5 separate regions of the Mus musculus genome follow, and all the other regions are linked to region 3. A link is a loop called in an ENCODE intact Hi-C map of the cell type or tissue named here. Cell type or tissue: left cerebral cortex. All regions are shown on one strand. Links, peaks and the distances in the headings refer to the core of each region. The heading gives the core; the rest is flanking DNA. Region 1 overlaps Chst11 (carbohydrate sulfotransferase 11). Region 2 holds the start of 1700028I16Rik (RIKEN cDNA 1700028I16 gene). Region 3 holds the start of Chst11 (carbohydrate sulfotransferase 11). Region 4 overlaps Chst11 (carbohydrate sulfotransferase 11). Region 5 overlaps Chst11 (carbohydrate sulfotransferase 11).

Region 1 (6,323 bases), core at 856-5,855, 210 kb after region 3:
TTCAGGAGTTTTAAATGGAGATTCGTGTTGATTTCCATGGTCCGCATCTGTTTGTCTTCCGTCTGTGGTCCAGTGCTGTGTGCAGATGGTACTTACTCCCTTTCTCTCTCTTACAGGGAGAAAGACTGTCCTTCTGGGGAGAGTGTATCAATACGCTTCCAGAATGAGGGAGTCTTTCTCCTGTCTTGTGTTCACACTTCCTAGTGACAATTTTCAAAATATGTATCGGCTTGACTGTTTATTGTAGAGTGTAGAAAGGTTTCTGTGTTCCTGGCTAAAGACATCCATTGGTGAAATGTGCTTGGAAATCCAAGTGTTTTCTACTGAGGAAAAAAAAATGTTGGAAAAGCTTTCTCCTGCATGCCTCTTGTGCTTAGCTAGAAAGGGGAGCTGCCAGCGTCCCAGCTCTGAGCCACTGTTCAAAGGTGCAGCTGTGTTTTAGGACTAGGTACAGGCAGAGTGATAAGGACATGCCTGCTTAGTGTACTCATTTATCGAGAAAGTTTAGACTATGAGCCACAGGGGTCCCTGCCTGCAGTCCCTATAGCCTCCCCCTGCCCCAGTGCCTTTCTCAGCTGGTCTGGGAATCAGGGCAGCCCATTGAGGGGGGCTCAGACAACCCTTTCTTCCTGGTTCTGGGAGTAAGGCTTTCTCTGCAGCCACAAGGAGAACATGGGAACCAGAAACTTCTCTTTGGTCAGCCCTTCTGAGCACACAGGTTTAGCCCATGCTCCAAGAATGCTCCTGAGCATTGTATAAGCCCCTAGGACTCTTAGCTCATGTGATAATGATTGCATTACTATCCTGCTTTAACTGACAAAACCACAGAGAATTTTGCTTGCTTTCCTACTCTCTTCCTCTGCCCAGGCCTCCTCCATACGTATACATACACACATGGGCATGTATACACACACATGCACAATAGACATGCACACACACATGCACACATGGGTATACATATACACACATGCACAATAGACATGCATATATACATATACATGCACACATTGATAGGCATACACACATGCACAGTAGACATGCACACATGGGTATACATAGACACACATGCACAGACATGCATACACACACATGCACACATAAATGTGCACACACACATACACAAATTGCCCAAGCCTGTGCACTCCTGGTACCCATGTCCCATCCTGGCCCACCTCTTTGTCAGCAGGACTGACTCCATCACTCCCTCAGGTTTTGCCCACCAGCACCCCCCAGCTTTCCCCCAGCAGAGCTAAACAGCCCCTCTGAATAGACAACAGGACCTTCTAGAAACAGCTGAACCCTTGGACAGCAGCAGGCAGATTTTGATCTGCTCTCATCAGGTACAAAAGGTGGTATCCGTATTCTCTTCTGAGCATGCTCAGTAAGCATATGGACATAGAATTTAACATCTCTGTGGAGTGTGTGTTTTTTACATATTTGTATGCAGTCGAGGAGGGCCTGTTGTAGAATTCTCTCCCTGTATCTTACTATACTGTTAAAGAAGCTGAATTCTATGTTGCCAACAGATGCGTGAAATGTTCCTCCAGGAAAAGCCATTCAAGCCTGATTATTTTTCTAAGTAACTTCAATTAAATTGAAGAAGAAAAAAAAAAAGCCAGAATCTGTTTTCTGTGTGTGGACTATTTTTGGTTCATTAATGAAAGACTGGGGAGTGCAGTGGGGTGGGCTGTGCCCTTCAGCCTGCAAGTGATCTGCTCATGTGTGTGAGTGTGGAGATGAGACTCTGCTAGTCATCCAGCCAGGGTGAAGCCCCCTTCCCCTCAGTGGCCAGGGTGGAGCTTGCTTGCCCCCAGTGGCCAGGTCCTCCTTGTTAAATGGGTGAATGGAAACTTTGCTTCATTCTGCTTTTCTCTAGAAGTCTCTGCGCACACTGGAAGATTCTCTGGCTAGTGTGGTCCTGCCTCTGTGTCAAGAGCGAGGAAATAAAGCCCCCCCCCCCCGTGGGTGGTGGCAGAGCCAATCCTCACAGCCTACACCCTGGCACTAGACCATGTCTCCCTCTGAGCAGATGTCCGTTCCTGCAACTAGGAAACCACAGAGCTGATCTGCAGACTCACCTCTGCTCCTCTCTGATGCGCCACATCACTTCCTGTGACTGGGACAACTTAAGGAATGAGCCTGTTCTGGCTCACGGTGTGAGAGATCCATAAGTCTTGGTGAGGAGGGTGTGGCAGTTGGTCACCTCGCATCCACAGCCAGGAGGCTTTCAAAGATGAAGGCTGGTGCTCAGCTCACTTTCTCCTTTTCATTCAGTTCAGAATCCCAGCCCAGGGCATGATGCTGCCCACAATGGCCGTATCATCTCAATTAACTCAGTCTGAAAACACCTCTCACATGCCGAGAGGTTTGTTCCCATGGTGACTCTAAATCTCCATCAAGTTGATAGTTAACACCACAGCTGGGCATTGTCTTGGTCTGCTTTCTGTTGTTGTAACATAATACTTGAGGTGGTTAAGTGATAAGCACATTTATTTGGTTCCTGATTCAGGTAATAGAATTGTGTAGAAAAAAAAGAGAGCTTTCGGGTCCATCGTGATATAACAGAAATGGGAAGAGAACGGCCACCTGGGGGGGGGGGGGATCCAGAAGGAAAGATGGACTCAGGAGCCAGCTTGAGAGTCCCCATTCCCTTTGATGGCTTTATTACCACCAGATACAGATCTTAAGGTACACGCTCATTTGCTATCCAAACCCCAGAATCTTCTAGCTTTGTTGCCAGGACACTTTTCCATGTTTTTATACACACACACACACACACACACACACACACACACACACACACACACAAAATCCCACTTGAAAGCTGTTTCTAAAACCCAAATCTCAGAAAAGCCACACAGAACAGCTATCAGTAAAACAAAAGGAAGGGATACTTGGCGGGCTGGCAAGCTCGGAATTCCAGCACTCACTGAGGCAGGAGGATTGCCCTGAACTGAACTTAAGCCTGAACAAAATGGTATTACATTGCTTAAAAAACTGTGTCTCTGTGTGTGTGTGTGTGTGAATATGTGTGTATGTGTGACTGTATGTATGTATGTGTGAGAGAGTATGTGTATGTGACTATGTATGTATGTGTGTGAGTGTATTTGAGACTATGTATATGTGAGTTATGTGTGTGAGTGTGTGTACTATGTGTGTATTGTGTGAGTGTATTGGTGTATGTGTATGAGTGTGAATATGTGTGTGTATGTGTGAGTGTGTATATGTGTGAGAGTGTGAGTATGTGAGTGTGTGTGTGAATGTATATATGTGTGTATGTGTATGAGTGTATGTATATATGTGTGTAAGTGTGTGAGTGTGTCCGTCAGAGATCAGCTTTGAGTATCATTCCTCAGATACTACCCACCTTGTATCTTGGACAGAGTCACTGGGCTCACCAGTTTCAGCTAGGCTGGCAGGCTAGCCAGCCCCAGAGCTGGGATTACGCGTGCACACTTCTGTGCCCTGGTTTTTGTTTTCTCACATGAGTGTTGAGGTCTAACTTTCATCCTCATCCCTGCTTAGCAAGCACTTGACTGAGTCCTCCTACTCAGCCCTTGATTCTGTTTTCAGACACACCATGTATGGTTCCTGATGAGTCCACTCATCTGGCTGTCTTTGCCACCAGCAGAAGAGCTCACACCATGCCCAGACCTCAGGGCTTAGTCACCTCAAAGGAGGCCCGCTAAGCAGACTGAATGTAACTTCGCCATCTAACCCAGCCCTGACCCTTCACGGCCACTGTGCAGGTCCATGGGATGCCGAGCAGACTAAGACCTTCCTGGCTTCATCTTGAGAGAAGTGCTGAATGGCTTGTTTGCAGCCAGTCAGTCAGTAGGAAATTCCGATGGTGTCACTGGCGCCCTCAACTGGACACTGCAGGAAGTGCAGCGACTGCGGCTTGTGTGGGCAAAGCCCTCCCTCCTGGCCTCGCCCCCAAGAGACAGGTACAGATGATTAGGGAAAAGGGCAAAGTGCCCCATCTTGAGAAGAGGTAGATTTTCCCAAAGTATGACTTTCCAACAGTCTTTTAATAAGAACATTTTATAATAGACACACAGATAAATAAAACAAAAAGGGTTTTTTTAAGAGAGGAAGAATTAAGCCGGGCGTGGTGGCGCACGCCTTTAATCCCAGCACTCGGGAGGCAGAGGCAGGAGGATTTCTGAGTTCGAGGCCAGCCTGGTGTACAAAGTGAGTTCCAGGACAGCCAGGGCTACACAGAGAAACCCTGTCTCGAAAAACAAAACCAAAAAAAAAAAAAAAAAAAAGAGGAAGAATTAGTTTATACCCAAATTCAAGTAAGAAATCAAAGTATATACTTCCTGTATGGTGTGCCAGGGAGACAAGGAGCATCTTCATTCAAAATATGGAAATAAAAAATAACCTCCGCATTAATGAACTGCTGCTGTTCCTCCTCCTCCTCCTCCTCCTCCTCCTCCTCCTTCTTGTTTGTTTTCTCCTGGAGCCCAGGGCTTGAGCTTGCTATGTATCAGAAGATAACCTTATGCTCCTGATCCTTCTACCTCCTCTTGCCCAGTTCCTGGAACTACCAGGCATACAGTCCACGGCTAAATTTAGAATTGAACCCAGGGATGAGGCGCATGCTGGCCAAGTGCTCTGCGGCCAGGCCACACCCACAGCTCTTCCGCAATATTTTTAAGGTGATAGTACATCATGGTGGAGAAAAGACAAAGGCTCAGGATCTTTCCCATTGGCATGAAGGAGCCGGGCCTAGTCAGGCCCTTTACCTTTTGGGTTAAGTCAGAAACAGCCACTGCCTGGAACCAAGCTGAAGACAGAAAGAACAAACTGTCCAATGCCAGAATGGGCTCTGGGTGTGGACCTTAAGGTCCCTGAAGAGCCACTCTGCCCTCGTCCCAAATGCCTCAAGGGATCTTAAAATGTTTGCTTTCAATGTGGCTTTTTCCAAATTATGTCTGTCTGTCTGTCTGTCTCTGTGAGTGTGTGTGTGTGTGTGTGTGCGCGCGCGCGCGCGCGCGCATGCGTGCATGTTGTGTTTGGATATAAGTGTGTGGGTGGATTTGGACACACGTGTATCACAGAGCACATGTGGAGGTCCGAGGTCTGCCTCAGGAGTCACCCTTGCCATCAACCTTGTCTTGGAAAGAGTCTCTCTTTGTTCACTGGTGCACACACCATGCTAGCTGTCACATGTGCTCTTAGAGCCTCGGGTCTCTGCCTGCCATCTTACCGTGGCTGCTCGGGAATTCCAGGCTCATGAGTGGCTCTGTGAGTCTCTGCCAACAATTGAATGGTGACGTAAGTATAGGAGAGTTTAGCTTGGAATCCCATTTGGTTTTGGGTTATGCATGCACATGCACGTGCTCGTGCACACACACACACACACACACACACACACACACACACACACACACACACTGCAACCTAGTTCACTTGCATATGCTATATATACTAACTCCTCTCCAAAATGCACCTAGCAACCTCAGGAGACCCTCCTCACCCCCCTCGCATCAGGTTCCAGGCGCTCACAGCCCTGAACAGTAGCACAGATTTTTGCCACTCCAGGTAACAAGCAAATTTAGTCACTTTCTATTCAAGTGTATTCCCAGTGTATCTATATACAAAGAACAGAAGGGATGATCTGGTCTGAACTGGTTTGGGTTACATGCACAGTAAAGCAGAAATGTATCCTCAAACCTTTTAGGGAGAAGCCCCTACTTAGCATCTTATGCCTATGCATACTTGGGTGTGCATAAGATAGAATGCATTATGGGAAGGGGCATGTGTAGTGGGGAAAATGAATATATGACCTAACCTGTCAATCAGAATAAAGAACCGCCCAAATTAACCCCCTTAGTAACCAGCCCCTCTCCTTAGCCCCAGAGAGTAACAGAGTTTGAGTTCTGTCACTCAGGTGGCCTGCTGTCAATTTTAACAGGACATCCCTCTATAATCTACACTCTGAATAAAGCTATCTTGCTTCTCTGCAAGTCTATGCGAATCCATCCCTTATTTTCAATTCTTTGCATTAGAGGCCAAGAATCTGGAAACACTTGGACAGGACTCCAGCTACCAGAGACATGGGGATCCAGACTCAGGCTGCCAGGCTCGCCGCCTGGCTCGTACTTCCCTCACTGAGATCCCAACCCCCAAATTATGTATTTTCTCCTTTGTTATTAAATTTTCTGTATTTACGTGTGTGACGGTTTGTGTGTGGATGTCAGAGCACAAGTGGAGGGAGTGGGTTCTCATTCTACCATGTGAGTTCTGGAGATGGAACTCATTAGGATTGGCCGCAAGCCCCCTGGCTCACTGAACCATCATGCCAGGCAGCAAGC
Region 2 (6,323 bases), core at 701-5,700, 170 kb before region 3:
TCATGGAACTCACTTTGTAGACCAGGCTGGCCTCGAACTCAGAAATCTACCTGCCTCTGCCTCCCGAGTGCTGGGATTAAAGGTGTGCACCGCCACTGTCCGGCTAAACTGCACTTTAAAAAAAGGTACCTCTAGCTGGCCATGGCGGTGACCGGTGGCAATCAAGAGATCTGGATTTTAAGACCAGCCTGGGCTTCACAGGATCTTGTCTCAAAACACTGAAGATGAAAAAGAGTCTGGGGATGTCGCTGCATTTATAGAGAACCTGCCAACCATGCAAGGTTGGATTGCCCAGCTCCAGGAGGATCTGAAGGTCAAGGCCTGGCTACACAGAGAATTCTAGTTCTGAGGTCCTTGAAGAGTTATTTCTCTACCAGTGACATGAGCCAATTCAAGCCAGATTATAACATATTAAAGCAGGTTTATTAGGAAGCTGCTCTGGGGCGGGCGAATTCACTGGCCCTAAGGGAAGAAGCCAGGGAAGTCGCCATGGAGAGGGAAAGACGGTGAGAGGGAAGAGAAAGAAAGAGAAAAAGGAAGGAAGGGAGGGGGGAGGGAGGAAGGAAGGAAGAGGAGGAAGAGGAATGAGGAGGAGGAGAGGGCCCTAAATGTCTGGGTTATTTAGGTAAGAGCCTCTGGAGGAAGGGCAGCCCAGCCCCAGGGCAGGAAAGTTCAAGGTTGGGGGCAAAGTAGGGACTAAGGGATGCTGGGAGAACGTGGAGGACAAGTCTGCTTTGATATGTAAAATATGACCTCAGTCCTTTGTTGGGGGGAGGGGGTCCCGGAAACCAAACAGTCCAGTCTTTAAAAAGAAGAAAACAAAACAAAGCAAAACAAAACCCCTAAAGCAACCGTCTTGGTATAGCATGGAACAAAAGAGACCCAGCCTGGATCCTGAGGGGCAGAGCTCTGCCTTTGAAAGTTCAGTGACTATTTCAACAGTTGCCAAGGACCTGCAGGAGGCTCTGATTACTGTAAGTAAAACGAAGGACAGACAGAATATTACACAGGCCCAGAACTGCAGTTCTGTGCTTGAGCAGGCCTGTGACCATCTAAGGTTAAAAATTCACTTGCAATCTTCACTAGTGGGGACACAGAGGGGGTCTGCAGTCTGACCCCCACGTGGCACTATGTCAGGACAGCCTTAAGTTCCAAACACAAACATGTTTAGTGCAATCCTATTTACAATCTTTTTTTAGAAGAGAAACAGTTTGGCAGGAAAGATGGTGCATGCCTATAATCTGGACACTCAGAAGGCTGAAGCAGGAGGATTGCAAGGTTGGGTCCAGTTGGCTACACAGTGAAAGCCTGTCTCAGAACACCAGAAACCAAGAGGCTGGGGAGATGGCTGTGGAAAGGTTCTGCACAGGCCTGGCCATCTGAGTGGATTGGGATGTAGCAGTGAGAGTCTGAAAGGCTGGCACACCCAATGTGAGATGGGAGGCAGAGACTGCAGAATCTCGGGAGCATTGGATGCCGTTATCCTGGTATGTGCAGCAGAAAACAAGAGAGACCCTGCCCCAAATCAAGGAGGATCATGAGGGAGGTGTCTGCAAGCACATGGGAACATGCATGCGAGTGCGGGTGCGTGCGTGCACGCACAGGCACACACACACAAGCAGAGAGAAAGAGAGAGAGAGACAGAGAATCAAAACCAAAAATTAAGTTTCAACATTTTACACAGTGAAATAGGCACCTGCAGTCCAGCAGCATTATCGTGTGGGCCATTCTATTACTGTTACTAAAACCCAGCATTTCCTTCAATACCTAATTACTATAATCTCCCCGGCACTGTGGCAGGCATTTGGACAACATCAAAGACAAAAGCACAAAGGTGATATTTTGGTGAAGTTTATAGTCCCAGATCAAGGCGTGGGCATAGGAGTCAGAGGTCAGAGGGGAGACTAGAATGTTCTTAGTGGTCAACGCAAAAACACGACTGTCATCTCAAAGGGCACGAGACACTATGACTGACTATGACCAGAGACCGCAGCTAGCCTGGAATAACGTGGTCCAGTGCAAAAGCTGCTATGTGAATTTTTGTAGTCTCATGGTTATGATTAGATAATCATAAATCAAGACCTTACTAGATACGTAGGTGGGTTTCAGCAATGCAAGGAAAACTCTTACAGGTTCGAGATGCTATCTGCCCATGTGTTCAGGCACACATGTGTAACCCCACACACACATACATACACACACAGGGGAAGGAAGAATAAAATCAAGAGTAAACATAGCAGTGCATGCCTATCTGTATATATATATATGTATACATATATATATATATGTGTGTGTGTGTGTGTGTGTGTGTGTGTGTGTGTGTGTATGTCATATAGCACACACGGGGCAAAAAACAGAGGCTCCTTAATTTAAGGTCAGCCTGGGCACTACATAAACTCTGTCTCAATAAATAAAACCTTAAAAAAAAAGGCAGCTTATTTTTCAAAAGCAGCATGGCAGGATGGCAAATTACCCCACTACCCATTGCCAGATAAGGCTGTGGGAGCAGAGTGGTCCCAAGTTCTTTAGAACCAAACTAAAGAACTAAAGCAAAACTCGGTTACCAAACAGTTTAGCAAGTTTCCAGGTGAGCCCTGGTTAGACACAAGACCCTACCTCAAAAACCACAAACATATTAGTAAAAAGCATCCAGAGGCACGGCTCAGTATAAAGGTGCTTGCCATCAAACCTCAGGAGATGAGTTTTAGTTTGATCCCCAGGACCCACATGATGGAAGGAGAAAACTGATCCCTGAGTTTTCTGTTTTGTTTTTACAAGACAGGGTTTCTCTCTGTAGACCAGGCTGGCTTGAATTTACAGAGACCCACCTGCCTCTGCCTCCCTCTAGTACTGGGATTAAAGGCCTGGATGTGCCACTACCGGCTGGCTTGAGTTGTCCTCTGACCTCCATATGACCTCGACATTAACCATGACACCTGTGGGCTACCTACACATTTTTAAAAAGTCAAAGAAAACAAACAAGTGTATGAGATCCACGGAAAAGCAAGCTGCTCCCAACCCCCATCCTCTCCCACACCCATCCCCATCCTCGCCCACTCCCATCCTCATCCTCACCCCCCCCACCCCCACCCCACCCTCACTCCCATCTCCATCCCAATACTCTCCTCCTCTCCCTCTTCAGGCTAGCTCTGTTGGCGCGGCCCATCGCTTATCTCTTCCCTGGCCGGCAGGGGGCGCGCGCCCTCCGCTCGCCATCCTCCTCCTCCTCCCGCGCGCGTGGACCGCCCCCCACCCCCCTCGCGTGCCGGGCTGCTCGAGAGCAAGGAGGAGGGGGACCGGAGGCGCGGAGGGCAGGAGCGGCGAGGGTGTGTCAGGTACGGCCGAGCAGCGCCTGTCCACGCTGCCCCGGCAGCGCGCTCCTCCTTGCTCTCGAGCAGCCCGGCACTGCCCTCCCGGAGCTTCCGAGGAGTCGGCTGCTGGGCCGGAGCGGAGAGGGGCACAGGTCGCCAACGGGCCGCCCTGCCTCAGCCGCAGGTTCTCAAGGGCGTTGGTGGCTCCACAAGCTCGCCCGCCCGACCTCTCGCCGCCCCAGACCCGTGTAAGCATCTCCCGCGATGGTTTCAAGTAACCCCCATTTTACAGGTGAAGAAACCGACGCTCCAAGAAGTTAGGAAACTTGCTCACTCAGAAATCTGCCTGCCTCTGCCTCCCGAGTGCTGGGATTAAAGGCGTGCGCCACCACGCCTGGCTGTTTTTTGGGGGTTTAAAAAGATACTTTATAAACAGGTAGAAATATAAGCCAAGTTACTCCCCAAGTTACCCAGGCCAGAGTGGCAGAGCTGGGACCCAAGCCGATGCCATTGGGCTGTAGGTCTCTGGCTGTGATCATTGGTTACACGGCCTCCCCCACATCCTTTATAGGTCCCAAAGGGAAATAAAACACTGAACCCTGGCTTCTGCCGAGATGGTGAGATAGGGGCTCGCCCCACGTGGGATGCATAGCTGATGAGGGAAGGTTGGTAGGGTGTCTGGCGCAGGGTCCTTCCCTGCATTCCAGGTCAGGGAGCCCCAGGGAAGGACAGGAAGGCAGAGGACCTAGAAGAGCGCTTATGATGGGGAAGGGGAGGTCTTCGGAGGGATAGGACAGTACCCGCGTGAAGGGTGGATAGCTCCTGTGGCCATCGCTTCAGTTTCTTCTCACTTATCACGAGGGAGTTGGAGATGTGTTCTAAATCGATTTCTGTGAGGCACCTACTCTTACTAGGTGGTTTTTTTTTTTTGTTTGTTTGTTTGCTTTTTGTTGTTTTTTAAGATTTATTTATTTTATGTATATGAGTACACTGTAGCTGTCTTCAGATACACCAGAAGAGGGCATCAGATCCCATTACAGATGGTTGTAAACCACTATGTAGTTACTGGGAATTGAACACAGAACCTCTGGAAAAGCAGTCAGTGCTCTTAACCACCGAGCCATCTCTCTAGCCCTCTTAACTAGTTTTTGTTTGTTTTTTTGGGGGGGGTATTTATTTATTTTGGTTTTTCGAGACAGGGTTTCTCTGTGTAGCTGTGGCTGTCCTGGAACTCACTCTGTAGACCAGGCTGGCCTCGAACTCAGAAATCTGCCTGCCTCTGCCTCCCGAGTGCCGGGATTAAAGGCGTATGACACCACGCCCGGCTGTTTTTTGGGTTTTTAAAAAAATACTTTATGCCGGGCGTGGTGGAAATATAAGGCAAGTTAACTCCCTGCCCTGGCTTTCATTGGCCTAGATACTACATCAGGCGGTCTCTGTTCCTACCTTGCCAGAATGACGGTGTCTATTGTGCCGTTTTACGGTTTTCATTTTTATTTATGTGTGTGCGCGTGCGTGCCTGCTTGTCTGTGTGCACCGTGTGCTTTCAGCTGCCCAAGGAAATAGGCATCCCATCCCCTGGCACTGGAGTTGCAGATGGTTGTGAGCACCTGGTATGGGTGCTGGGAACCAAACCCACATCTTCAGTAAGAACACTAAGTGTTCTTTGCCTTTGAGCTCTTTCTCTGACTCCTTTTTCTTCTTTCTGGGGACCTGAACTGGGGTTCTCACACCCACAAGGCAGGATCTTAACCAACGAGCTGAAACTTAAATTTGGGCCTGCTTTATGAAGCAGCACTTTGTTCCGGCCATTTTTCTATACTTTACATGCATATGGGCAGGAGACACGCTCCTTGTACGACACTTACAAAGGATGCTAGGATGTACCGATTCCCTGGAATGATGCTGGTGATCTGCTTTATCTAAATGCTGGAGCACACAGTGCTCTCTCATCTTAGTTCCAAGCAGCTGCTTCCCAAGTGAGTGTTCAGAATCTAATGTGAAGCAGCTCACAGTCCGGTTCAGGTTGCTAATGACACAGTGTCGCCAAGCATTTATTATTTTATCAGGCACTGTGGACTCAGAGAAACAGGGCATGACCTCAGTTCTCGAGCATACAGTCGCCTGGAGAAAATGCGGAGTCATGATGTGTCGTCAGGAAAGCAGAGGGGCACCGGAAGCTTGGGGAGGAGGGCAGACGGGGTTGATTTTGGTACTTAGCACTGAGCAGGCGTTTTTTTTGCTATAACACGTAGCATTCTTTCCTAATTAGCTTGTTAAAATTTTTCCTGCTGGAGTTTTGAAGATCAGGAATGTATGCCAGTCATTACTGTAACTCCCACAGGTCTTGCCTCACTGCCTTACAGATGGGCAAAGGCATCCATCTGCTCCACAGAAAGAACTGCATATGTGAGGGACCTTCCAAAAACCGACGCGGTTAACTCCCACCAGCTTCTCCAGTTGGGGCACGGGGCAGTAGTTCTCAAAGATGGCCCCAAGATCGCTTGTGAAAATTAAGTGCATGTGAGCTGGGAAGTTACACATTCACTTTCCTAAACATATTAACTGGGTCTCAGACACTAGGCCAGGAAGCAGGGGATGGGTGCTTTGGGTCAGGAAGGAGGGTGCTGTGGCTTTGGGTGGGGATGAGGCTGAGGGAGCCCCTGGGGACCACTGAAGCAGAGGTAGAGAGAGGAAGTGAGAGACTGGGCACAGAACCAGACATCCTCCTGACTGTCCTGCTGGATCCCGAGGTCGGGCAGAGGTCAATATTGTCTGTTTCAGTGTCGTAACTGGAAGCCCCTGCCCAGTGTTTGACCCCTCGTACTTGATTCTTTGTGTGTGCACAGAATTCTTTGTGTATACTTAAAGCCTTTAAATTACTTAGTTCTGAAAGTACAGTTTAGATTTATAGTGGGTTAAATCCCTGAAAGGAGGAATTGTGAATCTGTGTGTCTTTCCTTTAGGGGACCCTTGAGCGAGCATTCCCCATAGCCTGCTTTCTGCTGGTGA
Region 3 (6,323 bases), core at 750-5,749:
GTAGCACAGGCAAAGGGGAAATAAGTTTTTGTTAGACCAGGGACAGAAAGAAAGTGGAGACTTCCTTTGCAGTTGGTAAGTTTACAGCTTGACATGGGACTAAGAATCAGAACCTCTCCACTGACTACAAGTATGCTGTGGACAGCAGGGTCATAGCCTGTTGCCATTGGCTATGACCGTACACCTGAGAGGGTTCTACCTTACCTTCCTAGTCTAAGAGATAAATACCTCGCCATTTGTGACTTCCACCCGCTGTGTGCCAGTTGTACTGGGTATCAGAGTGGGATGGAGGGAGAGGAAGTCACCTTGATCCTTCAGGAGAGTTCTGTCTATAGGGCACAGTGGCTGGAGGTGGGGTCGGATCTGGAGCACAGAGGAGGAAAGAGAAGCCCAGTGAGAAATTAGGGGATACTTCCTGGAAGACGTGGCAAGTCACTGGCACAGCCTCTTCCGATTCTGTATGTTGGGCCAACCCAGATTTTGAGGATGCAAGCATGGATACCTGGCAAGGCTCTCCGTCCTTCTCCGGCACATGGTTCAACTCAATCTTCCAAAACCCCCAAAGACTCACATTTCTCACGTCTTCCTTGGGTGTGTGACTACCCAAACTGGCTTATTATGAATGTCCAGGCTCAACAGTGTGGTTTTCTGCCTTGGGCAGAAAGATGATGGAATGAAAGGCATGCAAATCCCTCTTCATCGTGCTTTGGTTAAAGAAGATAATGGCACGCCTGTAATGAGCAGCCCTGCAGGCCCTCTGGGGGATATGCCCCTACAAGGGGTCCATCCTCCCACCCAGTGCACTAGGAGGAGACTATACAGCAGTGCCTACTCACATCATGTGGGGACTCCCTGGGGAGTGGCTTGTATTGGAGCATGTATATCTCGGCCACCTCAGCAAGCAACTCATTCATAAAGGAGCAGCAAAATAATACTGGCTACATAAATATCTCCCTGTAATTGACTCTTGTCTGAATCACAGGAAGCCTGCGGACTTTCTCTGCTGAAGGGAAAACTTCAGGAGAAGGAAGAGGAGGTTTGGAGGCGTTTCTGGATACATGTATCAGAAAGCAACTTGTGAGTCTGTCAAATGTGAGGGGAGGATAAGGCCCATTACATTCAGATTCGACAAGAATTTATCAGTGCCCCTGTGAAGAGACACATTCAAAGGTACAATGTCTTATGGAATCCAGCATTCTGTAAATGCATTTAATGGTAAAGTAGAAAGGTCAGGCTTTACAATAACCCTGCTTTCCTGGCATAAAAGTGATCTCCTTATCATTGACCCGCGTCCACCTTATTGATCCTTGGCCACCCAAATGCATGGAGCTGAGCATTTAACAACATTTTACACAATGCAGGTAAGCAGCGCCATCTTTCTCTCTACCTGCCAAGGCTAAGCTGGCTTGGATCTCCCCCTCCCAGCCTCCACTCCCAACACTTTGTTGGACTTTTAGGGGCGTCTTTTCACATCCGTCCGACTGATTCTCATACACTTCGAATAAATTACAGAAAGCTGTACCTTTTGGTGAAACAGTTTTAAAAGCTACAAACCCGCTTTGCCCCGAGGGGTGCGGGTGAGGGCACGTGTCAGAAAGGCTAGCAGCGGCAGTCACCAGATCCTGGGATGCCGGAACAGTTTCCCTAACCTTGACTTTAAGTCCGCTCTCTTTAACCTCTTTGCAAAAGCAGCCCTCAAGCTGAGCTGTCCTTTGAAAGAAAAACGGAACTGCCCAGTTTTTGATCAGTATGAGAAGGGCATCCGCTCTTAGGGGAGCGTGGGGCAACTTCCCCTGCTAAACCGCCCAGGGATTGTAAATGGTCGCGTGTCAGCAGGGCTCCTGTTTGCCTCTGTCACCTAACCTGCTTCTCGCCACACCGGAGAACGGGTGGCAGCACTACAGCATCTTATTCATGGTTTTCCCCCATCCCGGTTGTGTCATGGAAACGTTCACGCAACCTCGAGACAGCGGCCCAGCTCCGCCCAGGGACTGAGGGCTTTTGGGACCCTGCGGGAGCGTGCTGCGCACTCCGGACTCCCCGGGAAACAGCTGGACGCGACCACGTCTCGGGTAGGGGCGGGGGGAGGCGACGCTCCGCCCCGGCGCGGCCCCGCCCTCCCCGCTCGCCGGCGCCCTCCCCTCGCCGGGGGCTGCGAGTTGCGTTTGGTAAAACCCAGCCCTGGAATATATAGATCACTGGAGCGCAATGAAGTAGCTTTTGGCGAGGGAGGGAGGGAGGGGGGCCTGGACAGTCACAGAGGCCAGTGCACGGCGGCGGCGGCACCTTCCTTCTCGCATCCCGGTCGCCCGGCCCGTGAGGAGGCAGCGGCGGCCGCAGGCGCCAGCAGAGGAGGCGGCGGAGCATCGAGCAGAGGCGAGGCGGACCGGCAGGAGCGCGCGGCCGGAGCCACGCATCCTCACACTTGCACACCAACTCCTGCGCCTTTCACCCTCTAGACCAGAGTCGGGGCCTCGGAGAGCCTCGGTGAAGCTAGCGGGAGCCAGCTCCGGAGCCCAGCCAGCTCTGTTCTGAGCCTCCCCGGTGCTGGTACCCCCGCGGCGGGGTCCCCGCTTCTGCGCTCGGGACGCGCCTCCCGGACAGCCGGGTCCCCGCGGCCAGGACAAAGCCATGAAGCCGGCGCTGCTGGAAGTGATGAGGATGAACAGAATTTGCCGGATGGTGCTGGCCACTTGCTTCGGATCCTTTATCTTGGTCATCTTCTATTTCCAAAGTATGTTGCACCCAGGTAGGGGGCGCGTTAGCGTGGTTTTGTTGGATATTTTCTCCTCTCTCGCTCTGCTTTCTGCTTCTTCCAACCTCACCTCTTCCCTTCGGCCTCTTCGGGGCTCTTTACTGCCGGGATCCGCGGGTCACGGAGTTGGGATGGGAAGAGAAGGTGCGCTTCCTCTTCCTCCCATCTCCAGGCTAGAGGTTGAGACTGCAAGGAGAGACAGCGGCGCGTGTTGTTGCCTCCTTTTTCTTTTCTTTTCTTTTCTTTTTTTCTTTGTGTCTTGTCTATTGGCTAGGTGGCATAGAAAGGTAGGGCTTGTTGGAAGCTGCCCGGGTTGATGGGAAGACTACAAAACTCTGTCCGGGTTGCTGCTGAGGGCTGAGGTGAAGCAGGCGCTGGCAGCCGGCTGTTCTGCGCCAGGCAGCGCTGCCTCTTCCTGGTTGGGGACCCCCGGGCGAGTGGTGCACGCCCCGGCTGGGTAGTGAGTCCCTGCAGCCGCCTGGGAAGCCCCAAGCCCAGCTACCACGTGTTCCAAGCTCAGCAGCAGAGCAGGTGTGGGGACAGAGTGGGTAGGTTCCCTGCTCTTCTCTCCATCGGGGGAGATATTTTGCGAAAACACCCCAGGGTCCAGCACGGTGGTGACTTTGCAGCTGTTGCTCCTGGGCCTGGTCTACCATCTCCTGGCCCCAGACCCCCCAGCTAGGAACTCCAGAGCCTTTGGGCTGCACTTTGACCATCAAAGCTCTTGGAGATACTTTGTGCAGTTTCATCCCTTCTTCTTGGGTTCTGAGCATTTAGAGACTTCTGCAGCACAGGAACGAATCCTTCCTCACGTCTTCTCTGGCTTAGGCTAAATACCAAGTCTCCTATCAGGATAGGCAGGGCCTAGGCACCCCTCATCCCGGGGGTCCAGAAGGAAAGTTTGGTGCTAGAGAAGAGAGGGGCGCCCTGGAGTGCTCTGGCCGGGCTGTGCTGCATGGTTTAGAAGCCCAACAGGTAGGACTTTCTAAGACGGTTCTGTATGTGGCCACCCAGCCTTAGACTTGGGAACCCCTTTCCCCATTTCTTCTGGATCAATAGACCTGTACTGGGTCACCTTGACATATTTTGACTCCTCAGAGTCGCTACAATAATCATTTCCTTTCCTAATAGCAGGGAGGAAGGGGGTGGGGTGGAAACACGTATCTTTCCAGGGAAATAAGGCTGTTTTTTTTTTTTTTTTTTTTTTTTTTTTTTTTTTTTGCCTCCCGCCTTCTTTACGTGTATAGCTAACACTTTCAGTAGACTCAGCCGCGAATTCATCAAGCCAGACAGAGCCGTAAAGCTGTTCCTTGCATCAAACAGGCAGGGATTCCTTGACAGCGCAGGGACAGACTGGCCTCTCTTCCTTTTGGGGCTCACAACAGTTGTTAAGGAGGTCTGGCTGCCAAGAATATGGTCTTGTGCTACCCGGACACCCCAGCCAGTCCTGGTAAAAGATGGCTTTTGTTTGCAGCTCATATTTTTAGTCTAATGTCAGCAAACTCCTTACTCAAACCTGTGGTTGTGAAACTTGTGAGAGAATTTAAAAATGGACTTTGCTGGCATTCTGGGTTGCAAGAGGGTGGGACCAGACACACGGGCATCTCAAGAGTGCCAAGCTCCAGGGGCCACCCAGAACCAAGCCAGAGGGCTAGAGGACAGGCTGGTATGCAGATATAATGAAGCTAATGCTGTTTAAACAAAGGGCCCAGTGATTTGGTCTAGACTTCAGAGCTGTGTTCAGGCCTATTCAAGTTTTGCTGGGATGGTGCGTGCCCGGTAATTCTCAGCAGAAGTGCTTAGACCAGGAGTGTATGGAAGGAATGTACGTGAACCTCTGTGCACCTGTAAGTTGTCCATCAGAATTCCCTTAGCATGAATCCTGTGGTGAACTACGAAATAAGCTTTACTCAAGACACGGAGGAAAAAACTCACAACCTGTAGCCAGGGCCTTGCGTTTCCAGCTTTCTAATCATCAGAATTTAACTTATCAATTGACTTGGAAGTGGCTGTAGGGTTTTTTTTTTTCAGTGTAGCCTTCTGGAACTTTTAGCCTTGTCCAAGCCTGTGGGTCACTGAATACTGTCTTTGATCCTGCTGGGCCCTTCCCTTCCTGGTCTCCTTTCTTTTCACTAAATGACATTTGTTTATAATTCATATCACCAGGAGCCTGCTTTTGCTGAGCCCTCTTTTAGTGCCAGGCAAATGCAACTTTCAAGACATCGACCTGGATACGAACCTACAGACGTTTGATTGAAAGTTCTTACTTGAAATTATACATAGTGCCGCAGAACTCCCTGTCAGTACTAGTAATATGGGCATAAATTTATGATTTGGAAACAGTGTTGTTTTTTTTTTATCTCTTGTTTTTTTTCATTTTGTTAATATCTATGGTTGATAGTTGAGATCAAATCGTTTTTTTTTTCTGCTTTGAATTTTTAAAAAAAGATTCTAAGAGAAGATTTATTTTAAATTACTCCCTCCCTTGCGTGTGTGTGTGTGTGTGTGTGTGTGTGTGTGTGTGTGTGTGTGTGTGTGTGCAGTGCCCATGGAGGTCAGAGAGTGTGTTGGATCCTCTGGAACTGGAGTTACAGATGGCTGGGAGCCACCTCTGTGTGAGTGCTGGGAATTGAACCAGGGTCCTGTGGGAGAGCAGTGTCCTTGACTTCGAGTTGTTTCTCTGACCCCTTAAGAATTTTTATTTTTATGTGTGGGGGTGGGGTGGAACCTACATGTGTGTGCATGTTATATGTGTGCAGGTGCCTACAGAGGCCAGAAGAGGGTTTGAACACCCTAGCGCTGGAGTTAAAGGTTGTTATGAGCCACCAAATGTGGGTGCTGGGAGCCAAACCTTGGTCTTCAGCAATAGCAGCAAACTCTCCTACCTGGAGAACCTGCTCTCGCACACCCCCACCCCCCCTTGAATTTTAAAGTGACGAGTCTGTGAAGTCCCCTGGTTACAGTCAGTCTTTTTACCTGGGGAATCTCTCGGATCAGATCTGAAGCCCTCTGGCAAGGGTTCTCTGGATTCCTGTCTGTGAGATAGAAAAGCAGTTCCGTGAAGGAGATGAACTCTTAAGTTTCCTTGCTGGCTGGAGGGTATGCGGGAGGGAAAAAAATGAAACAAAACAAAAAACAAAAAACAAACAAAAACCAAAAAACAAACAAACAACCCCACAAACTCTGCCTAGCTCTTAGGCTGGCAAATGCCTCCTGACATTCTAGTCTGAAGTCCACTGTCTTTTGTATTTTTCTAGCTCATAAGCTTGGGTAATTGCGAACTTGAGTAATTGGCCATCCGTTACACCACTTAGAGTTTAGTAGGAGTGGGCTATGGTCAGTTAGGCAGTTTTCTTTTGAAACCCTCAACCTCCTGAGTTAATAATCTTCATGAAGTTCTTTTATTTATTTATTTATTTTTATTTATTTATATCTTTTTTGGTCAGGAACAGGGTTTTAGGCTTCTCTCTAGTCTGGGTGTTTTATACAGGGCCTAACACATAGAGGCCTTTCCATAAACTATTTGCTAGCTGAATGGATGAAGTAGTTGACCCTTGTCTCTAGCTCC
Region 4 (6,323 bases), core at 405-5,404, 74 kb after region 3:
AGGCACATGACCAAATGGCACATTCTTAAGGGTGAGCACAGGTTACCACAGGTAACCAGAGGTTAATACAAGAGGTTAGGTCAACAATGGACTCTAAGAATCCCCGGGCCAAAGCCGGGTGTGGTGGTGCACACCTTTAATCCCAGCACCCGGGAGGCAGAGGCAGGCGGATTTCTGAGTTCGAGGCCAGCCTGGTCTACAAAGTGAGCTCCAGGACAGCCAGGGCTATACAGAGAAACCCTGTCTCGGAAAAAAAAAAAAAAAAAAGAATCCCCGGGCTAGTTTGTCAGCTCTGCCTGCTTTCCAATGGTTGGTTTGCATTCCAGCTGCTCAAGATCGGTGGCCTTAAGCACAACATTGAATCTTCTTCAGATTTTATTTCCATATCTATAAAAGGAGTGTAATTGTAGTATCTATCTCACAAAGTCATTATAATGATTAAATTGTTTTCTTCTCAGATGCAAAGGAAAAGCCCTTTGCTGGGTGCCTCTGGGTTTTGGATGAAGTCTGCTATTCTTGAGGCGGAGAGTTGATACAAATAACAGCAGATGAGAAGGGGTTGGGAATGTAGGAATCCTTGCTAATGCTGGATGGCCAACCTGTTTATTTCCTCCTTGGAGGAAGGTTTTGGTAGGTAGCCCAGGTTAGCGTGGAACTCACCATGGAGTCTAAGTTACCCTGGATGCACAGTGCTCCTGTTCAAGGCTCCCAGACACTGGGCTTACAGGCACATGCCACCATGCCTGGCTAGACTTTAGCTGAAGCAGGGATGGTTGGTTCCTTGTAACCTGTGTGTCTTAACCGGCCTCTGCAATGCTGCTGGACTGGAATCTCACTGGAGGCTCATGGAGCCACACCACCCTCACCCCCGTGCACACTGACAGATGCACAGCCAGGGACAGTGGGTAGCTGGAAAGAGGGGAGGCAGGGAAGTAGAAGTGATAAGGTGTCAAATGGTTTACACTTAACTTTCCAGGAAAAAGAGAGAATTCTGCTTTGTAACACTTGCCAATCCTCATGGTGTAGATATTTCTACTGTGGCTGATTGCGAGCAGGCAATTCGATCGTACTATCCTCGGTGTTGGGATGAAGTGCACACAGTAGTTCTCGTGTGCTAGGACAAGCCAGGTCCAGCTTATCACTGGTGGAGGGAAGGAACAAAGGGAAGGAGGAATTAGTCCATTGAACAGGCATAATGATAATGTCAATAGCATAGTTACTGAGTGCTTAGATTCTGTTCCAAGCCCCTCCCAGTGACTGTCCTGTTGTATCCCATTGGCCAGAGGTGTCACTTGACCCTTTCTAGCTGTAAGGAAAGCTTATAAAGGAGGAGTAGCAGTGTCTTGACTTGGTTAGACCCTCAGTATGTCATTGCTCAGGATTTCCCTTGGGTCCCAGATATCTGCCAGCCAAGAAAAGGGCTGTTCAAATGAGTGACCGGGAGTCTAAAAGGACACAACTGTTCAAATAGAATAGGTTCTTTTTCCGCCTTTCCAACCAACTAGCAAATCCCACTGTTACCAACACGATGAAATCTCTACCTGCTTTATTCCATGTCTGTGGGTACCACTGAAGACATGGTAAACAGAGCCGGCCCTTGAGAATGGTCTGTTTCCTAATGCAAACAGGAGGTACCAGCTGCAGTGATAAAGGGGGCGGGAAGAAGGGACTATGTGCAGCTTGGCAGAATAGGATTGCAGCAAGCATTCAGAAATGCAAACACAGGTGCCCAAGTGTGACCTGGGCCGTGCCATTTCACCTGGGTGCCCAGGGGTGAGGTGGGAGTGGGGGGGACTGGTCGTAGCCAGAGTGAGAGCCTTGAGAGGATGTGTAACCTCTCTCTAAAGGTCTTCCATCCCTCTGCATGTGCTTCTAGGACTGCTCATAGCCCAGCCTGTCTCCATGGCTTTCTCGACATGGAAATTGGGGCTTGCATCTCAGGGGAGGGGCTGTCCTGAAGGATGCTTGGAAGCCTCAGCATCATCCAGAGCTTTGCAAAATTTCTACTTGATTTTCATTTCCTGAAAAAAACCAAAGAAGTGATCGATGGGTTCCGCACCCTCACAAACACAATGAAGGACGAAGATGCTGAAGAGAGAAAACTGAAGGGGAGGGGGATGCTCCGCTAGAGCTGGTGTTCATGATGGACAGCTCTGTGCTTTCTCTGGTTGGAGGTGGGAGCGGTGAAGCTGGAAGCAAACATGGAAGGTTGTTGTCTAGGAGTCCTGTTTGCATAACAACAGGGTAAAACTGGACCTCAGGTCGTTGTCTGTCACCCTTGGTGTCGAGCAGTCATAGCTGGAATGGAATACTGTTCATAAAGCATTGAGAAGGTATTTATCATTGTGAGGCTGGAATCTTTGGACCATTGTGTGTGTGTGGTGTGGTGTGGTGTGGTGTGGTGTGGTGTGGTGTGTGTGTATTTGTGATTTGGTGTGTTTGCCTGTATGTGGGTGTATATGTGTATGTGTTGTGTGTGTATTTGTGGTGTGGTGTGTGTGACTGTATGTGAGTATATGTGTGTGTGGTGTGTGTGTATTTGTGGTGTGGTGTGGTGTGTGTGTGTGTGTGTGTGTGTGTGTGTGTGTGGTGTGCACACACTTCACACCTTGCCCTCATAGTTCCCCATTAGGGAGGCTGGCATCTTTTATGGTAGCTGTCTGACTGCAGTTTAGCTCCCCGTAAGTCTTTACCAGGCCTTGCTTCTCCAATTTCTTCTTTCTGACAGTCTGGAGAAGAGAAAGAAAGAGAGTGTCCATGGAACCCTGTTGAGACAATCTCTACCCTATTTCTTAGCAGCTTCCAGGCTCTGGTCTTATTTCAAAGGCTGCCTACTCCAGCTCCGCAGTGTGAGTTGCTCTTCTGAAGTCTGTCTTCCCAGGCTGGGCATGGACTTCCCTGTTTTACAAATAGGATTTCCCAGAGGAAGTGCACGATCAGGATGAAGGCTCTTAGACCCCACGCCAAGGTCAAGGTCTTCTAGTGGAGTGGTGTGATTGTAAGGGTGAGGTGCTGAGAGGCAGGCTGTTCCCGCCCGTGCATCCTGTGCTTGCCTGACTTCAGAAGCGTGCAGAACGAGGAGTGCAGCTTCAGGAGCTAGAAGTCTCTGCTGCTCTTGTAGCCGGGATGCCCAGATTCTATCAATTCTGTGTCTTGCAGGAGCAACGAACTTCTCACCCTCCTCCTCCTCCCTGGCCTGTGCTGTGTGGCTCCATGCAGACAGGCTCTGAGGAGGCAGGATTTACATATTCTGCTAATCACAGCTGTCAGATTCCTCGAAGAGATCTGACGGTGGAGAGGCCTAACAAGTGTGAAAAGTATTTTTAACCAAGCTGTGTGGGGTTGATAGCCATTTAGGGACTAGTAATGGAATCTGAAGCTTCATGGGAGGCTGTGGGGAAGCTGTGAGGGATGGAACTGCTCAGGCTGCGAGCTCTTGGGTGCTGAGCAGCTGAGGGGCCATCTGATCCTGGAGGAGGCCCACCTTTTTCTCCCCTCCTGACAGCTGTCAGTCAGCTGCTTTATGCATTTCAAATTGATACCCTTCCTTGTCTGGCACAGGGGACCTTGGAAGTCGAGTTGTTGAAAGGGGTTAGAATGGGAAACATGCTATGCAAAACGTTTGTTCCTTCGTTTATTCATTCATTCATTCATTCACTCCACAAGCATGTTGTGGGTGGGGGCCAGAGCATGTCTAATTTTCTTACAGGATGCTTATCAGGCTGTCTGCTAAGGGGCGGCTCCTGGGTGGGTGGATCTGGAGTTGGCTGAACCTCAGAGTTTCTAAGTTGCTTGCACAGATGCTGCTGCTGGCTCCAGCAACCCCATCCAAGTCACAGGATCTGAGACTCCATGCCACTTTGGTGTGACAAGATGAAAATAGGGGCGTGTTCTTGCCTCAGGTCCTGCCTTCCCATTTCCCCACGTGTTCCTCTTCTGGCCTTGTGCTCAGCTTTCTTCTTTTGGTTAACATCTCAGAGACGTCAGTGCCCTAGAAAGACTTTTCCTTCCAAATTTAAAGTAAGTAACTTCCCATATCCCTGTTTGAGTTCATTTTTCTTAAACTGTTCTCAGTGTCTGGCTGTTTATTTACTTATTTTGTCGCTGTTGCTATAACGAAAGCCCAGAGACTGGGTAACTTATAAAGAAGAGGTTTATGCGGCTCTTGGTTCTGGAGGTGGAGAAGTCCAAGAGTGCACAGCTCACATGTGGGGACAGCAAAGACCTTCCTGCGTGGTACTCTGAAGACATCATGTGTCGAAGTGAAAGCATGCAAGCTTCTGCATTTATTCCTGCCAGTGTGGTGCCCTCTGCCACCAGAGGCCTCATGAGAGGCCAAAGGGATGGAGTCGCCTAGTCTTGGACTTTTATCTTCCAAGACTATAAAACAAACAAATCACTTTTCCTTTCTTTTCTTCTTTCTTTCTTAAGATTTATTTACTTACTTCAAGTATGTGAGCACACTGTCCCTGTCTTCAGATGCACCAGAAGAGGGCATCTGATCCCATTACAGATGGTTGTGAGCCACCATGTGGTTGCTGGGAATTGAACTCAGGACCTCTGGGAGAACAGTCAGTGCTCTTAACCACTGAGCCATCTCTCCAGCCCACAAATCACCTTTCTTTGGGTGTTTTGTTACAGTAACAGAAAAAGGAATTCAGATTCTCAGTCTGTCAACTGCACTGGCTTTGTTCCATACAGAACCAGAAGGAAAGGGAGCTTGTGGCAGCTCGAGCTTGCTGGGCTGGGATAAGTAGACTGATAAAATATCCAGTTTCTGGCTGGCAAGATGGCGCACTGGGTCTAGGTGCTTGCTGCTACACCTGACAACCTGAATTCGCTTCCTGGGACCCACATGGTAGGAGGCAACTTACTGACTTCCCAAAGCTGCCCTGATCTCCACATGTGTGCTGTGGTGTGTGTGCATACCCATACTCAATACATGCAAACATGTACATACATGCACATGATAACTGCATGTAATAAAGAAGAAAAAGAAGCCAGTAGATGTTGTATGGGATAGAATGAGAGGATGAAAAAGAAAATCTGATTTCTGAACTGTAATTTTGACTCAATGGAAGCCAACGTAGGCCTCAGAGTGACAGCTGGTTTGAATCTTGGCCTAACTGCCCCTATCCTGAGAGCCCACGGAGGAGTTACTCAGCCACCCGGAGTTCCCTGTGGCTGTGCCAGAGAGGCTGGGTTTGAATCTCAGGCTGTGACAGAGAGCATTCAAAGTCCGTCTTCCCCAGAGCCAACTCTCACTCCGTTGAACAGCTTGTCCCTCAGGCAGATGGTGCTGGCAGCAAGCCTGTCCTTCAGAGCTACAGGTGGAGCGCTGGCAGTCCCAGAGAGAAAGCCTCCGGGGGAGTCTACTCCCCAGCTGTTGGCTGGGTAACATCAGGGTTCCCGATGAGCTGAGGGAGAATGTTGGGGCTACGGGGATGAAGCTGTGCCACAGTGAGAAACTGGAGCCCCTGACAGAGGCAGCCTCACCTACTGGGATCTCAGTGGGGCTGGAAGGGGGGAGGTTACAAGAGGACCTTGCAAGGACAGGAAAGACCTCCCAGAAAGAAGGGGCTTGGGGGAGATGGAGCCCAAGCCAGGGTCTCAGCCTCGGTTATCTGTAGCTGAGGATGACCATGAAGTCTCTGCTTTCTACCTCACAAATGCTGGGATTATAGGCATATGCTGCCAATGACTGAATTATGAGTCCTCAGGGACTGATCCAGAACATCCCGCACGCTGCCTCTAGTCAGACACCCCACCAACCGAGGCCAATCCCCTGCTCGGAACTGGCCGTTAATGGCCACAACCGGTGTATGTCCCTTTGGCCTCTGTGAGCTGTGTGCCCATGTCATCTATGACACCAGGGTGGCGTGATGCCCCGTTTTACTGAGAAACCGAAGCTCTGAGAACACGAGACTTTATTCCAGGTGACAACTTGGAAAGGGATGGAGCTGTGATTTAAAGCCAACTTTGTCTGCAAAGCCTTCTTTCCAACTGCAGCCTGCTGAGGAGAGGCAAACCAGGAGAGGCTTCTCCAGGACTCCGGGCAGGTGGGAGAGCAGAAGACTCTAAAGTCAAAGGCTGGCTGGCTGCTCCTGAGAATCCAAGGGAGAATGTCTCATTCCCAGCGCCTGCTGGATGAGGGCAGTCTGTGGTGTGTCTTGGCTTGTAGATATCCTTCAAGGTCTGCCCAGAGTGATACTGTACCTACTGAACTAGGCCAGAGCCTAACTGTAAAGAGCCAGGCCTTGTCCTCCCCAGAGATCAACTGAAGACATGAATGAAGGAGGAAGGGAGGAAGTTGGTTCTCATTG
Region 5 (6,323 bases), core at 406-5,405, 200 kb after region 3:
CAAGAGCTCTATGCACAACTTTCAGGCAGCCTCAGAGAGTCCCCTCTCCCCAGCAATTGTTATGCCTCACAGAACAAGGGGCCTTGCAAGTCTTCTCTGTTTTAGGGACTTCCTGAGACTTGTGAGTTTCCTTTACTTCCTAAATCCTCCAAGTTTTCTTTGCTGACCTTGCTCCTGGAGGGAATGTTTCAATTCAGAGGGAAAGTTCTACAATGCTAACTTTTGTTCCTGGGGCTTCCTTGTGCCCAGGAGTTTCACTCAGCTAGCCTGTTCTCATGGATGGATCAGATAGAAGTCAAAGTCTGTAGCCTGTTTCAAGCTGAAGACTAGTACCCAGCACAGGATAGTAGGGATAAATTTGGGCTTTGTATTTTTTATGCTGTGAGACTTGGGCTCTAACAGTCATGTTAAGACTCTGACCTTCAGTTTACTGGTCTGTAAACTGCCAATCTCACCTCAAGATGGGAAATGGCTGGTCCTTGGTTGGTTGGATTCCTGAGCACAGATCTCCACAGGTAAGTATGTAGTCAGCCCCCCTTTTTCCCAGCCACCTTGGAATCAGACATGGTCATAAATAATCATGTGACCTAGAATAGCCTCCACCCTCCTGTTTCTCTCCAGACCTCTCACTGGCTGTCTCCCCAGTGCCTTCCTCGGGGCAACCCAATGGGCAGAGTGGAAGTATCCCTGCCTTTTCTTGACAGACTATAGTTTTGGGGGGTTGTTGTTTTAATTCTTTCCATAAGAGAACATATCTGGGGACATACACAGTGCTTGCCATGAAAGCATGAGGCCTGAGTTTGTATATTCAGAACCCAGGTAAAAAGTCAGGCATGCATAGTGATACATACTTTATAGTCCCAACACCCGGGAAGAAGAGACAAGGCAGGTCCCTGGGGTCACTAGTTAGCCAGCATAGCGTAATTAGTGAGGTCTGAGCTACTGAGAGAACTTATCTTACAAAATAAAATCCATAGCGGATAGTGCTTTAGGAAAAATACCCAAGGTTGACTTTGCACTCGCATGGGCGGGGTGGGGTGGGGTGGTGGAGACCAAGAGACCAAGAGACCGAGACTAACCCAATTGGGTGAGTCTGCATAGAAGTCCGGCCGCAGGGCTGTCCCCGCTGTTACCAGGTGCCTTTATTCTCCACAGCTAGAGCAACAGTTACATGGAAGCAGATGCTTTCATTTGTGACCATCAGCCGTCCCCATAGGACCGGTCCCCAGGCCCTAGCCCAACTTGCTTTTCAGAGCCTCTCTGTTCATTGCTTTGACACAGAAAATGGCACTCAGAGTGAAAAAAAAACAAAAAACAAAAACAAAAAGTTCCCAGCACCCCTCCCTTTGTGACCAGTGCAATTGTAATTACGACTAAAAGCTTCCTTCCCAAGGGCCTCCCCACCCCAGACTGGTCCAGCTTCGATGTGTCGATCTATTCCCAATCTATTCCTGGGGCCCTGGAAACACACACACAGCCTGCGGGCATACCACACATTGAATCAGCCAAGGTCTTGCCCTGGCTGCCCTATGTCCCCCAACTTCCCCCCACTACCTTTTGGGCAGCCAGTTTCTAATCTCCCCAAAGGCTTTACCGAACATCCCTATTTGGGGAAAATCAATAGATTTCCTCCTAAGCTGAACCGGCTCTTCATGCTTCCTCCTCAGAGGTCAGGGTGGGCTGATGTCACCCAAGCGCTCAAGACACCTCTGTGCACCTCACCTCTTCCCTGCCATGTGGCCCAGCACTTGGGCGCACTCACATGTGGGCGCGCACAACTCCCTGCTGGTGCCTGACTCAACAGCCGTCATAGAGCCATGGTGCTTTGGGGCCCATTTTACAAATGAGCACACAGAGGCCCAAGGAGGGAGTCTGGCCCAGCCTCTCTCCTAATCCCCTCATTTTCATCAGCCTGCCACTGCCCAAAGGATCACTCTCTTCCTGAAGGCCACTCATCTGGCCCGCTCTCAGGGACTGGCTACTTAGCTGTCCAGCGTACTGACTTCCTATGTAGGAAACTAGACCCAGGGGAGACACCCCACTAGACAGTTGGCCCCTGTAGAGTCTGGTGTGAACAAAAGTGCCTAAGCTTCTCTCATCTTCTACCCTGAACCCCCCACCCCACCCCTACCAATATCCTTCTGTCCTAGCTCTCCCAAGTGAGGCAGAGAAGCCAAAGGACAAGGACCATAGACCACTCAGAGGTTGGGTTAGGGTTAAATATTATATCCTGAAATAGATTCGTTTTGTCTCTCCTGTTAGCCCAAGCAGAGGCACTGTCCTTTAAAAGAGAACCTGCCATTTTCAGGTTTTTTTGCTCATTTTAATGAGTTCCCAAATCAGGCCAGCCCAGGAGAGCCTAGCCCACATTCCCTGCCTTGGTGACGAAAGTAGGCCACCTGCTCCCGCTGAGTTTCTGAACTTGCAGCCATCCGGACTCTACACTCCACGGGTTTCACAGAAATGTCCCCTGAGAGCTTGGGAGACCGGCTCAGTCAGCAGCAGCCTGAGAACCTGTGCTCAGTTCCTGGAACCCACGTAAAAAGCTGGGCACGTGGGGCTGGAGAGATGGCTCAGCACTTAAGAGCACAGGCTGTACTTCCAGAGGTCCTGAGCTCAATTCCCAGCAACCACACAGTGGCTCGGAGCCATCTGTAATGGGATCTGATTCATTAGAAGCTGAGACAGACTGGCAGCTTCTGACCCATGTGATGCTGTCTTTAAAAGAGGGGGAGGAAGCGGCACCTGAAGGAGCAGGGGTTACCCTCTGGTTTTCTCTGTGTGCACAGGCACACACGCGCACCTGCAAACAAATGAACCATAGTAGGGAGGGCAAAGGAGAGGGGGTATTTTCCTCGGTGCACAGAGGTGGCCTAGAACCACATACATAGCAGTAAGCCCCTTGGCTGACTCGTCCCATGCTCTGGCCTGGGATTCATCCCTGTACCTCCAGGGGGCTGCTGGTTAGAGAGACAAGGAAAGTCCTCCTCAGTGCTGCGTCCTAGGAATGGGTGGCTGAGTTGGGATTAGGTGGGCGCAGAGAAATGCTCCACCTGGGTTATGAGCAACAACCCCCTCCACCCCCACATACGCAGTAGCTCAAAAATCTACCAGTTACACGGTATTTACACCTCTGATGTCCTCAGCTTGTGGGTGTCTTACTCATCTCTGGGCTCCAGGTTGTCTGTGTGGCTGTTGTGCACCGCTGTGTATCCTCAGCTGTGACCTAAAAATCAATGCAGTCGCTTACATTCCTCAGCTAGTGAATTCAGCGATACTGGTCTCAGTGGCGCCTCCCTGTGGCCTTCCCGTTACACTGCCGTGTGGATGACAAATGGCCATCTCTCTTGAAAAAGACTTAGCAGGAGAGAGGCACTAATGTGTTGGCACAATGCTAACCCTCCTTCTCTGAGTCCTGCAAGGATTCAGCACCAAGTGCTTGAGACACACAAGACATTTAGACCTGGGCCAGCAGCCCTGCAGGCAGGGAAGGCACAGGCTGTATTCATTCACAATGTTGTAACTGTTGAAGGCTGGGCAGCTAGAGACAGTGAGGCCTGATGCTGGGGGTGGCTTCTTGGACTTTTGGGTTTGTGGGTGACTTGTGGAAGGGGTAGAAGGTGCCTAGCAGGTGGGAAAGGGAGGAATACTTTGCGGTGGTATCTGCTGGGCTGGCCCAATTCTAGCCTCTTCCCCACCAGGAATGGTACGTGGGTAACTTGTATTAATGAGGGAGATGGGGTGTTGATAGACCAGGAGGCATCAGAGATAGATCAACCAGTACAGTGCTTGCTGCACAGGCCTGAGGTCCTGGCTTCCATCCCTAGAACGGATAGGGGGGAGCAAAAAACAAACAAACAAACAAACACTGAGCATTGTGATGTGTGTCTGTTATCCCAGCGTAGGTTTCAGGCCAATAAGAAACACTGTTGTAGTAGTTGTTGTTATTGTTGTTGAAGGAGAGTGATGGACAGCGTCTAAGGAATGATACCTAATACCCAAGATCGACCTCCACAAGTACACACACACACACACACACACACACACACACACACACACACCACACACACACACACACACAATAGCCTACAGTTCTAGCATCCTGAAATCCACCGCCTGCTTTACAGTGTGTTGACTGTACTGATAGCTCATCGCGATGTTGCCCCTTTCTTCAACTGTCCAGCCAGGATGTTATTCCAGCTAATGTCTATCAGTCATTTTCTGTCAGTGAGATACCAGATGTGCATGAGTCAGGCCTCGTGAGCAGATGCCAGATGTGTCTGGCATTCCTGCAGAGCCCACTCCCGGAGAAGAATACCCAACCAGCAGTTCCTCGGGTGTAACAGAGACACCAGAGCTGATCTGATGGAAATACCCCAGGACCGTGGCTAGGAGCAGGTGCCTGGACCACCCACACTGACCGTACAGTCAGATGGCTAAGGTGGAGTCAAGGAGTTACAGTCACCAGACAACACAGGGAGTCAGCATTCAGGTTCAGTCAAGGCTTTGCTGCCTGGTTCTACTGCCAGCCCCTTTCCAGACAATCCTCCACAATGACGTTAAACAGGAAGTGAATTTCTACTTCCGTGGTGTTCACAAGACACAGGCATGGTGCCATATGTTTTTTTTCTGAGCCCTCAATCATCAAAGCAACCCCCAGAATGCACAACTATTGTCCCCATGGTACAGAATGGGGAACCAAGGCCTGAGGGCTCAAGATGCTCAGTCAAATGTTCAGTAAGGCGTGCTGAGTCTCTGGAGAGAGGCAGGAAGGAAACCACAAAGCCAAATTGTCCAGTCAGAAGCCAAGAGAACCTGCAGGGCCAAGCCATATTCTCCCACACACACACCTACCTGCCTCCCTAAAATACCACAGACAGCCCAGCCCTGGGGGGGAGTTGCCAGCCTCGAGGCTGAGAGAAGGGGCCCAGCTTCCTTCCTCCTGTCAGAAGTGACTTCCGATATCCCCAGAGTGTGTCAGTCAACAGGCACAGAGCCTGCCTGCCCCTCTGATTTCAGACTTCTGAAGGACCAGCCTCCTTGGTGTCGGAACCCTGTCCCTTCCTCACCCTTGTCCCTGTTCTGGGCCACCATTCATAGGAAGCCAGGCCAGCTTGGCAATGGTCCCATTCCTAAGCCTGAAGCCTTCTGCACCAGGCCCAAACCTCCCGGAGCCCAGAGACTGTGGGATGTAAATAAGGCCCCTCCAGCTACATCTGGCTTCCTGGAAAGGCGCCCCAACTCACGGAGCCCTGTGCAGAGCTCTTCCAACCTCTTCTGGTATCTTTGCCCTCCAGCATGGCATGACTCCTCCTCCTGTTTCCTGGGCTGACTCAGGTAGAAAGCTCCAGAGGAGTCCTCCCATGATCAAAGCTGTTTCATCAGAGCCGACTTCTCCTAAGACGAACAGCCTATCTGCTAATGCGTTGGTGCAGCTTCAGACTCTGGCTCCAAACCTCAGTAGGAGGATGGGCTGGGGCAGCAGATGTAGGCACCAGAGGAGCACACAGCAGCCTCTCCAGTCACCCAGAACCTGCACAATCCCTATACACCCCACATTATTGACATATACCTGCATCTATTCATACATGCATATGTGCATATATTACATTCACTCCTGAGTGTAAGCATACATTCATACATGCATGTGCGCACTGACTCGTATGCATTCATGCATTCTCACTTTAATTCAGACAAACCTTCGAGTGTCTCCTATGGGCCAAGAATTAGTAATGTATTAGAGGGAAAAAAAAGTGGAAGACACCTGCACCCTGGAATTAGCATGCTAGGAGGGAGAGAGGCCAGAGCGAGTCAGTGGTGTGTGACACGCATACAAGATGGTGGCTGTTGCAAGAGAGCAGCCAGGCAAGGGCTTGAGCCTCAAAACTTGCTCTTAATAAACTGACTGAGTACTTTTCGCAGGATGCTCACAGCCTGGCTGGTTCTTTTTCCCCAGGGGTCTTTAAGCTGTGCACCTAGGATGGGTGAACCAGAGGCTCCAAGAAGGTGTGTTACAGCCCTCAGATGCCAGGGAGAACACCAGCTGGTTACTCACAGACAACACCAGCCCCAGCAGGTTTAGTGAGACTCGACAAGGCTCACACCCAGGTTCCAGTGTGGTCCAGCCCTAGTATACATAGGACTCTAGGCCCTCTGAAGCTGTGGTTCCTACCCGGGCAGTACTAGGACCCTGGGACCACCGGCAACAGCCGGAGAAGGTATAGCAGACCTCTGGGATAGAAATAGGACCCAGCCTATCACCATGATACCTCTGGACTGCCAGGATTGAGTCCCCAGGTGGCTTAATCCAGAGGTGGGAGTCC

The links. A loop is a pair of places that touch in the nucleus more often than their neighbours do. Peaks named below come from ENCODE experiments on the same cell type or tissue, not always from the same donor. Only the 100,000 strongest peaks of a DNase experiment are listed, where the experiment ranks them.
Region 1: a loop joins it to region 3, with 2.5 times the contacts of the local background. A loop is called at or near these places in 17 of 42 quality-filtered maps.
Region 2: a loop joins it to region 3, with 2.2 times the contacts of the local background. A loop is called at or near these places in 3 of 42 quality-filtered maps.
Region 4: a loop joins it to region 3, with 2.1 times the contacts of the local background. A loop is called at or near these places in 3 of 42 quality-filtered maps.
Region 5: it touches region 3 in a loop (2.5-fold over the local background); 17 of 42 quality-filtered maps call a loop at or near these places.

The regions. Positions count from the first base shown.
Region 1 is chr10:83,194,287-83,200,609 of GRCm38, forward strand. It overlaps Chst11 (carbohydrate sulfotransferase 11), which reads left to right. Exons shown (of 3, transcript NM_021439.2): 3 at 1-1,614. Among named protein-coding and RNA genes, the nearest start is that of Slc41a2, 140 kb to the right of the region's middle. In left cerebral cortex, for the core only: a CTCF peak has its summit at 3,872 (motif pointing left); DNase peaks (open chromatin) are centred at 2,004 and 3,846.
Region 2 is chr10:82,808,801-82,815,123 of GRCm38, forward strand. It overlaps 1700028I16Rik (RIKEN cDNA 1700028I16 gene), which reads left to right and starts at 3,323. Exons shown (of 3, transcript NR_038042.1): 1 at 3,323-3,559. In left cerebral cortex, for the core only: a CTCF peak has its summit at 3,197 (motif pointing right); DNase peaks (open chromatin) are centred at 3,212 and 5,678; H3K4me3 peaks cover 513 bases.
Region 3 is chr10:82,983,234-82,989,556 of GRCm38, forward strand. Chst11 (carbohydrate sulfotransferase 11) reads left to right here and starts at 2,264. Exons shown (of 3, transcript NM_021439.2): 1 at 2,264-2,749. The coding sequence starts at 2,632. In left cerebral cortex, for the core only: a CTCF peak has its summit at 2,747; DNase peaks (open chromatin) are centred at 1,072, 2,058, 2,709, 3,310 and 3 more places; H3K4me3 peaks cover 3,825 bases; H3K27ac peaks cover 2,874 bases.
Region 4 is chr10:83,057,237-83,063,559 of GRCm38, forward strand. All of the region lies in intron 1 of Chst11 (carbohydrate sulfotransferase 11), which reads left to right. Among named protein-coding and RNA genes, the nearest start is that of Chst11, 75 kb to the left of the region's middle. In left cerebral cortex, for the core only: no CTCF peak of the experiment used is centred there; DNase peaks (open chromatin) are centred at 3,258, 3,760 and 5,293.
Region 5 is chr10:83,179,503-83,185,825 of GRCm38, forward strand. All of the region lies in intron 2 of Chst11 (carbohydrate sulfotransferase 11), which reads left to right. Among named protein-coding and RNA genes, the nearest start is that of Slc41a2, 160 kb to the right of the region's middle. In left cerebral cortex, for the core only: a CTCF peak has its summit at 3,300 (motif pointing left); DNase peaks (open chromatin) are centred at 2,527, 3,286, 5,116 and 5,372; H3K27ac peaks cover 1,457 bases.